Regions from separate parts of the Homo sapiens genome. Here region 2 is linked to region 1. A link is a loop called in an ENCODE intact Hi-C map of the cell type or tissue named here. Cell type or tissue: right lobe of liver. All regions are shown on one strand. Each heading gives the region's core, and the rest is flanking DNA. Links, peaks and the distances in the headings are about the cores only. Region 1 has its middle 4.4 kb from the start of ATXN10. Region 2 overlaps ATXN10 (ataxin 10).

Region 1 (4,401 bases), core at 315-4,314:
ACTCTATTTGAGAAGTATTTGTAGAAATAATTTGATGCTTAGGATGGCACATTCTTCCAAAGATGGTTTTCATTTGCTTCTGTCATGTGTCTAAATGTGCCACCATTCTGGGTCTGTCTTAATCCCAATTCAGGTGTTTTGGTTCCTTGGATCAACCAGGTGACAAAGAGGTTTTTGAAATATTTCATTTGGGTTTAAAATAAAAGTTTTTCTCATTCAGAGGATAGCTTTAAATAACTTGGCGTGACATTACCAGAAGTGAAGCTTTTTCTGTTTTATGAAGCTTCTTGTATAAGGCAGGGATTACATCTTTTCTCCATGTTTGGTAGAACCATATATAAAGTCAGCTGGTTTGAGGCTATATTTTGGTGCTTCATTTTCTGGAATGTATTTCCACCTTTGTTTGTCTAGTGCTCATACAATTATTTAAGATTCAGCTTACATGGTTTCTCTAGTTGTATTTCTTCATCTCTCCAGCTTCTTAGCTCTTTATACATCTTTTTTCTGACATGATTTATTATGCTATCTTATCAGTATATATTTCTGTTTTCCTTTAATAGACTCAGAGGTTATTCATGACTAAGGTATTATATTATTCATCTTCATAAGACTAGGTTCTAATATAGTCCATGATAGATGCTCAAATCTTCTGGTTAAATTGAAATATGAAAAATAAAATGTAAAATGGATTGGTAACAATCATAAGGAATAGCTTAATAACTTTACAAATTACATAAAAATAATTGATCCCCACAAGGCAACTATTACTAACATCAGAATCATCACCTCAAATACCGGTAGTCTATTGTCAGTCACTTATTACCAATTATATCTTGACCGTACTCACGATTTCCTACGTGTTTCCTACTGTTTCTCATTTGCCCAACTACCTAACAGCTTTTGATCTCCTTGCCCACTTCGTTCTTTCTACTTTCTCACTTTTACACCACACAGTTCGCTGTTAACACGTATTGAACTAAGCTAAATATATGACAGACTCTGAATTGACTATCATCAAATCTTCCCAACAATTTAATTAAATAGGTGCTATTACTATTCCATTTTACAAATGAAAAAAAAAAGGCTTAAAGAGATGGTTACTTGTCCAAGTTCAGGTGCTAAGAGATAAAAGAGGGATTCACATCACCCAGGTCTGTCTGACTCCAGAGCTCATGTTCTTTACCAGAAGTTGGCAAACCTTTTCTAAAAAGAACCATATAGTTAATATTTTAGGCTTTGGAGGCCATACAGTCTCTGTAGCAACAAGTCAATTCTGCCACTTTAGTGCCAAAATAGCCACAGAGAATATGTAAATGAATGACTATGACAGTTTCTAACACAATTTTATTTACGAAAATAGGTGGCGGGAAGAGTTTGGCTCATAGGTGATAGTGTGCCAATCCCTGCTCTGAACAAGTACACTACTCTGTTATTTTTTTCTCCTTTTTCTCAATCTCCAGAGTTTTCCATTCAACAGATATTGATAGCATTGCTTCTAAGCACAGGGCTGGGATGAAGATGAGAAAATCCCTGCCTTGAGGGACCTCAGATGTGGAAGAGGAGGGCATAAACACACATCTATAGCACAGGCTGACTATGGAAAGTCAGTGCCAAAAGAGAGGCACAGGCTGACCAGAGATTCTTCTGAAGAACACATGAGATCTTGTGGAGTTGGTGATATATGACAAAAGCTTTCTAGCAAGAGCATCGTAGGCAGAGATGCTAAGAAGGATGTTTCCAACAGAAAAGCCAGCAGAAGCACACATTTTTCTATCCACTTGTCACTTATCTTCTACTCAGTCTCTCTTTTTTTTTTTTTTTTTTTGAGACAGAGTCTCGCTCTGTTGTCCAGGCTGGAGTGCAGTGGTGTGATCTCAGCTCACTGCAAGCTCCGCCTCCCAGGTACACACCGTTCTCCTGCCTCAGCCTCCCGAGTAGCTGGGACTACAGGTGCCCACCACCATGCCTGGCTAATTTTTTGTATTTTTAGTAAAGACGGGTTTCACCTTGTTAGCCAGGATGGTCTCGATCTCCTGACCTCATGATCCACCCGCCCTGGCCTCCGAAAGTGCTGGGATTACAGGTGTGAGCCACCGCACCCGGCCTCATCTTCTATTCTCTTTACCAGTATTCACTTACTTCCTCTTTCTTTTCCTTGCCAAAATCATATGCACTTTGGTCCAAATCTGTTTTTGCCTTGCACCTCATCTACTTTCTTCTCTGATTTTCTTTTTTGCCTTCCTTCCTTTTCTTTTCTTTGTATTTACTTCCTTCTTGATTACTGAGTCATTGCTGATTCAATTCTTCTGCAGTGGGCTCAAGGTACAAATTTATATCACAAATTTCATTTGAAGTCGAATTCACGTACATCAACATGGTGGCATGTTCATCTGGTTTGTCTAAGTCAAACAGCTATATAACATTAACAATGTCATTTAGCCCTAGTGAAATATTAACTTGGTTCTGTCAATTCAGTCAAGGTTGAAATCCTCTAGTCGATTTTGGGCAGTCAATAACATCCACTGTTTGACCAGTTTAATTTCCTTTCGTTTCTCTTATGCGTATTTCTACTTTTTGTCTGTCCTGTTAATCTCTCTGTTTTAATCTTTTCCCTTATAATTTTTCTTCTTTTTCCATCAGCCTCCTTTTCTGTACTTTTTGGATTATTGCACTTCTTCTAGAGGCATGCTATCTCCTTTCTCCTTTCTGCAGATATATATATATATATATATATATATGTATATTTATTTATTTATTTATTTAGAGATGGAGTCTTGCTCTGTCACCCAGGCTGGAGTGTAATGGCGTGCTCTCAGCTCACTGCAACCTCTGCCTCCCAGGCTCAAGTGATTCTCCTGCCTCAGCGTCCTGAGTAGCTGGGATTACAGGTGCCTGCCACCATGCCTGGCTAATTTTTTTCTGTATTTTTAGTAGAGATGGGGGTTTCACCATGTTGGCCAGGCTGGTCTCAAACTGCTGACCTCAGGCGATCTGCCTGCCTCCGCCTCCCAAAGTGCTGGGATTACAACCGTAAGCAGGCATGAGCCACCGCGTCCGGCCTCTGCTGATATAGTTAAAAAGATTCTTTGTTCATTAATTCAACTTTTATTGAGCAATTACCACATAGTAGGTCTTTTTCTAGGTGCTGGGCTGGAGATACAAAAATAACCAAAAGAGACAAAAATCTCTACCCTTGTAGAGCTTACATTCTAGTAGTAAGTGAAATAGATAAGCAACAATAAACAAAATAGAAAAGTAAGTTATATATCAAGTATTAAGTGCTATGCGGAAAATTCCTGGGGATCAGGAATTTGGGTAGCCTGTTACAATTTTAAATAGATTGATCAGGAAGGTTGTTAAAAGATCATTTGAACAGGTAGTTGAAGGAAATAAGGAAGCAAGTCATGGAGATGTTTGTGAGGAGTTGTTCTATACAAAAACAAAAACAAAAACACCAGCATATACAAACTCCTAAGGCAGGAGAGTTCTTTTCCTGGTGGAGTTATGGGATTTAAAAAAAAAAAAGGAAAAACAAAACTTTATCTGAGGAATATGATCTCCTTTAAATGATCGGGCCTAGAGAAGCATTGGAATGAAACACCAATCATGTCTCTCCTCCTTGAGCTGAATACTTACCTCTTTTCAAAAGGAATTATTACTATTTTTTAAAGACAGGGTCTCTCTCTATTACCCAGGCTGGACTGCAGTGGTGTGGTAATAGCTCACTGAGGCCTTCAACTCCTAGGCTCAATGAATCCTCCCATTTCAGCCTCTGGAGTAGCTGGGACTATTGCCATGTACCACCATGCCTAATTTTTTAAAAATTTTTTCGTAGAGATGGGGGGTCTCACACTATGTTGTGCAGGCTGGTCTCAGACTCCTGGGCTCAAGCAATCCTCCTGCCTCAGCCACCCAAAGCACTGAGACTACAGGCATGAGCCACCATGCCTGGCCTAATTACCTCTTGAAGCCACATTCTATTTGGCCTCTAGACGAACTGATGTCAACTAGCTACACAATGGCATACAATCTATAGTTCAACATTGTACAGCCAATCATTAACCAACATTATTTCTTAAACCAATGAGAATTCATGACAAACAACCTTTTAAATCACCCTCTCTCCTGATTCGTCCTTTTTTCTTTAAAAAGTTGAGCTTCTCTTTCGTTCTCCAGAGCACTCCCCAAGGCAACTTGGATGTGTGTCCTGGACTGCAATGCTCACGTTGGCCCAAATAAACTCTTTATATTGATTTTACCTCAGCTTATTCCTTTTAAATAGACAGAGGACAATAAGGAGGTCAGTATGGCTGAAGCACAATGGAAGAGGAAGAGGCTAGTAGATGTGATTAGAGCCCACAGGGGCTGGAGGTGATGGCGAAGGAGGAGGCAGGTCATTTA
Region 2 (4,401 bases), core at 122-4,121, 120 kb after region 1:
CCCGCATTTGTCCCTGACTGCTTTGCAGGCCGTCCCCTGTCCTACAGCAGGCCAGGTCTGTGTCACTGGCCCTCCCTCTCCCCTTCTTAATCCTCATCACTCTTCATTTGCACACTTTGAGGTTTTCCAGCACATTTAATATTATTTCAGCCATTCTCTCTTTTCTGAAAACCAGAAATAGTTACCTGCAATTTGTGTGGTACAATTTTTAAAAAAAAATGTACATTTTTAAATTAGGCAGATCTGGGCTTTGCCACTCATTAAGCTCCATGACTGTGAACAAATTAACCCTTACAGATTTCATTTTCTTTATCTGTCATCTTGGAACATTATTTTCTACCTTGCAAAACCATTAGGAATACCAAATATTTGCATGGAAGAGATTTGTAATATAGTAGGATACTTGGCACGTTTCCTTTCCCTCGCCTATTTCCCATTTTCAAGCAGAGCTAACACAGCTTCTAAGACATATGATCTTGATTCGTAAGACATAGTCCCCTAATTGTAATCTGCACCCCGAGTGTCACATTGCACAGTCTGCCTCAGGTAACAGTGGGGCTTCCACATGTCTTGCCTTGGAGGTCTGTGCTAGGCTGTCAGGAGGTGTGGATGGCAGGCACGGGAGAAGGGACAGGAGGCTGGCTTCCTGTGGGCTCGCCTGTCGACCCCCTCCCTGTGCCCAGAGGACACACAGCTTAGAGCAGGGCCCAAATTGACCTCATGGCTATTCTTACACATTCCAGATAGTCATTCTGAGGGCTGCTGTGTGGCAGATTCCCAGCACGGGCTGGACACTTGAGCTCCCAGCAAGCCTTTATTTTTTTATTTTTTAAACACCGTGGGCAAGCTGATCAACAGTTTCCAGGGCATTATTTATTGATGGCAAGGAGCTTATCATAATACAACAAGCAATTGAGATTCTGTCCATGAGTTAAAAATTAAAGACTGAATGTGTTCATGACAGAATTCTGTTTGTTCAGGCACTGAAGTATGACATTGTAGATGATGCATTATGGGTGGGGATTGCACCCCAAGTAGCAGAGGCAGAATGCATATTTTTAAAAACTTGCTGTATGGGTTATTTTTGTTCTAAATGTAGCTGTGCGTGTTAGCACAGATGTGCCGAAACAGCTTTTCAGAGCTGCTTTGTTTTCTCTGCTGCTGCCATGGTTTACCCATCCCTTTCTGGTATTGTTGCTCTCTCAAGTCATGTCTTGTGGTACTTTCGGGAGGCTACTAAATGGAGTGGAGTTTTAAGTAATGTGCACTCAAGTACATTAGAGATAAATTCACTTCTTGATTCATATTTTCTCCTGCTTCTGCTTAAAAATGGGGATCTTTCATCTAGCTCTTTAAATACTTCACTGGCCAGCTTTTGACATTTTGCCTAATTAAACTGTCTTAAAGAAATGACAGTAATGGAAAACTAACACTGTGCTTCTACTTTTTTTCTTATGATTCAGCTAGTTTAAAGTTCTTTATAAAGAATGCAACAAAAATGCCCTAAGTAGAAGTACAAATAAAAGATGATATTAAATTCTCGCATTTTATTGAGCACTTTCTAGAAGCCAGGTATTGTGTAAGACGTTCTGTTTTCTTACCGTTTACTAGAATGACACCTTCTGTTTGCAGTAGAGCTTTTTGGCCTGTTTTTCATGAGGCCAGAATGACTCACCTAAGTTCACATGGCTGAGCAGGTGGCAGCGCCAGGCTTAACTCAGTGCTCCTGGGTCCTGTCCCTGCCTTCTTGCCATTACCTCTTGTTCTGTGGAAGTCTGAGGAAGCCGCGAGGCTGAGAGTCAGAGACAGTCCTGTGCAAAGGGGTCTGCACCGTCCTGCAGGAGGGGTATACTTGGCAGCCTCTGAGCCACGTCCTCCTGGACCAAACGTGGGAAGATATTTTGCATTCCAAATCAGTTGAAAATACCTTTCTGACATCTAGCTCTAAGGTTTCTGGTTGTTTTGGACAAAGCAGACAAATTTTGTAGCTATGCAGTGATTCAACATTCATTCACCAAATTTTTTTTTCATCTTGTAATCAGAAATATAGCTAGCTTCTTAAAAATCAGCTAATTTCATTCATTATTTAAACAAAGATTTTATCTGCTAGTTGAATAATTCATGAGAAAATTGCACTAAATTCAGATGTGAATGTTTGCTAAAGAAAAGATAGTTGCTAATTTTTCTGGAATTTGGTAGTTGAACTCAGAGAATATTTGTATTAATCACATTGTGTTTTGTACTTCCGGGTACTTTAAGAGCCTCTGCCATTACTATTCTTGAAAAGCATCTTTATTTTGTCACAAAAGCTTGGAGAATGCTACTCACTACTTTACCCTATTGAGTTTTGCCATAGAACTGTAGTATCATTCTCTCTGGATTCCTTTCTTTTTGGAGGTGTCATGGGGAGCAGGGTTAGTTTATGGGATGCAGTCTCTGACATTCTCGGCCTCACTGTGTTCCCGTGTGGCCACTGAGGCCCCGTGCAGTGGTGCAGTCCTTGTGTGCGAAGCTGGGCGCCAGTGCAGCCCGCACTTTATCACCCTTCCTGCCAGGGCATTGCTCCCTGGTCGGAAGGATTGTTGGTTCTTCCTTACTTAGGTCTCGTACCCACTCCAAGTGCAATGCTGCGGGCACATCTCAGCTGGTCAGCAAAACTTGTACTATTAAATGCCTTTATCTCATAAAATCTTAATTTATAAAATGTAGGCAGCTGGAGGAATGCTCAGCCTTCCTTTATGGCAAAGGAAAGCCCCAAAGAACATTTTTTACCTATCAAAAAAGCAACTTTAAAAATCTGCAGCATCAGTAATTAAAAGGGAAGCACGGACAGTTCTAGGGGTGGTATGAATTGGGAGAACCCTCCTGGGAGGCATTTTAACAGTATGTCTCAAAGACACTCAAAGATGGTTTTGTTTTGTTTTTGTCCAGTAATTCTTTTCGGAATTTCTCCAAAGGAAATAATCAGTGATGAGGTTAAAAAAAATTGTCTATATGGATGCTCATTGCATTGTTGGTGAAAATTTAGTCATGATGCAAATGTCCTGAAATGTTCAGTAAATTATGGTAGGTTATAGTGACTGAATAGAATATACTATTAGAAAATCACATTTTCAAATAATTTTTATTGTATGGAAAGATCTAAAATACTGTATATATAAAGATGATCTTCATTTTTTAACAAATTAAGTATAAGTATTTAATATATGTGCATTGAAAAACACAGAGAATTTTCATGGATAGGATCTGTCCCCATCTCAGGGTTGGGGCTTGGCTCCTGAAAGAAGGGTCAGACCCTAGAGTGTTCAGCTGGGCTGCAGTGAGATTTGAGGGTGACGATCCTCTAGCTGAAATGGACTCTAATTCTCATTGACTCCAAAACTGGAGTTCGGACCTTTTTCCGTCTACCGCTGTGTCTTGATCTGCCTCCTGGCCCCTTTTCCCTCAAGGCACTAGGGAGACAGGAGGGCCCAGGAAATGCCGAGTGCCCTGGCAGTTTCCTTCCCACCTTCTAGCCTCCAGTTCCCAAGCCTGGCATTTGCTTCTTTTGACCTTCGGTACTCAGTAGACTTACTGTATGGGAAGGAATGCTGTCCAGTCGTCTTGAGTTGAACGTTCTCATCAATACTTTGGTGGCTCTTCCCATATCCCAGCTTTGGACAGAATAGTCAGTTGGAATTAAAATAATTTAATTCAGTTTAGTGAGGTCTATATGTTTGTCTGTGTGTTATTCCTGTATAATTTTAACAGAACACAGTAGGACATTTGCATATTTCACAGCCCGCAGTTTGGAAATACATTTCTGAAAGAAGTTACCCTGAAAAACAATCAGCGGGCAAATAATTTGATGATCACTGTAACTTTTAAAGAAAATCTTGTGCAATTTCAGTTACTGATGATCTTTTTCCAGGAACAAAAATATTCATATCATTTACAAATTAATCTATCAGGAATGAGTGTTTACATTTGCCTACAATATTTAGTGTGGGATTACTCAAATCTTTTGGTTGAGTAATACTTGGTGCTGATCCCAAGGTTATACAAGGAGCACCAGGATTTCTCTCCTGAGACCTTTATGTCCTGAGCCCTTTGCTGTCTCCATCTACCCGCTTTAGGAGATTTCCAGTGCCCAAGATTTAAGGGCCATTTGTATGCAGATGACAGCAGAATGCCTGTTGAGCCCAGACATGTCCCTGGGGCTCCACACTAGGGGACATAACTGCTCACATTTTCAATGTATAAGAGATGGATAATATATAACTGGTAATGTTTACTTAGGTGTCTCGTCTCTAAGTGCCTCCCGCGAAATATGCCCAAACTGTGCCCTTGAGTCCCGCATCCCCAGATCTTTTCTTTGCCCTCCCAGTAAATGATCCCACCACACATCCATTTCAACCAGAC

The links. A loop is a pair of places that touch in the nucleus more often than their neighbours do. Peaks named below come from ENCODE experiments on the same cell type or tissue, not always from the same donor. Only the 100,000 strongest peaks of a DNase experiment are listed, where the experiment ranks them.
Region 2: it touches region 1 in a loop (5-fold over the local background); 3 of 110 quality-filtered maps call a loop at or near these places.

Annotation. Positions count from the first base shown.
Region 1 is chr22:45,665,235-45,669,635 of GRCh38, forward strand. No RefSeq gene overlaps it. Among named protein-coding and RNA genes, the nearest start is that of ATXN10, 4.4 kb to the right of the region's middle. In right lobe of liver, for the core only: no CTCF peak of the experiment used is centred there; no DNase peak of the experiment used is centred there; H3K4me3 peaks cover 301 bases; H3K27ac peaks cover 372 bases.
Region 2 is chr22:45,783,971-45,788,371 of GRCh38, forward strand. The region is part of intron 9 of ATXN10 (ataxin 10); the gene reads left to right. Among named protein-coding and RNA genes, the nearest start is that of MIR4762, 26 kb to the left of the region's middle. RefSeq lists a silencer at 1,738-1,787. In right lobe of liver, for the core only: no CTCF peak of the experiment used is centred there; a DNase peak (open chromatin) is centred at 1,701; H3K27ac peaks cover 1,184 bases.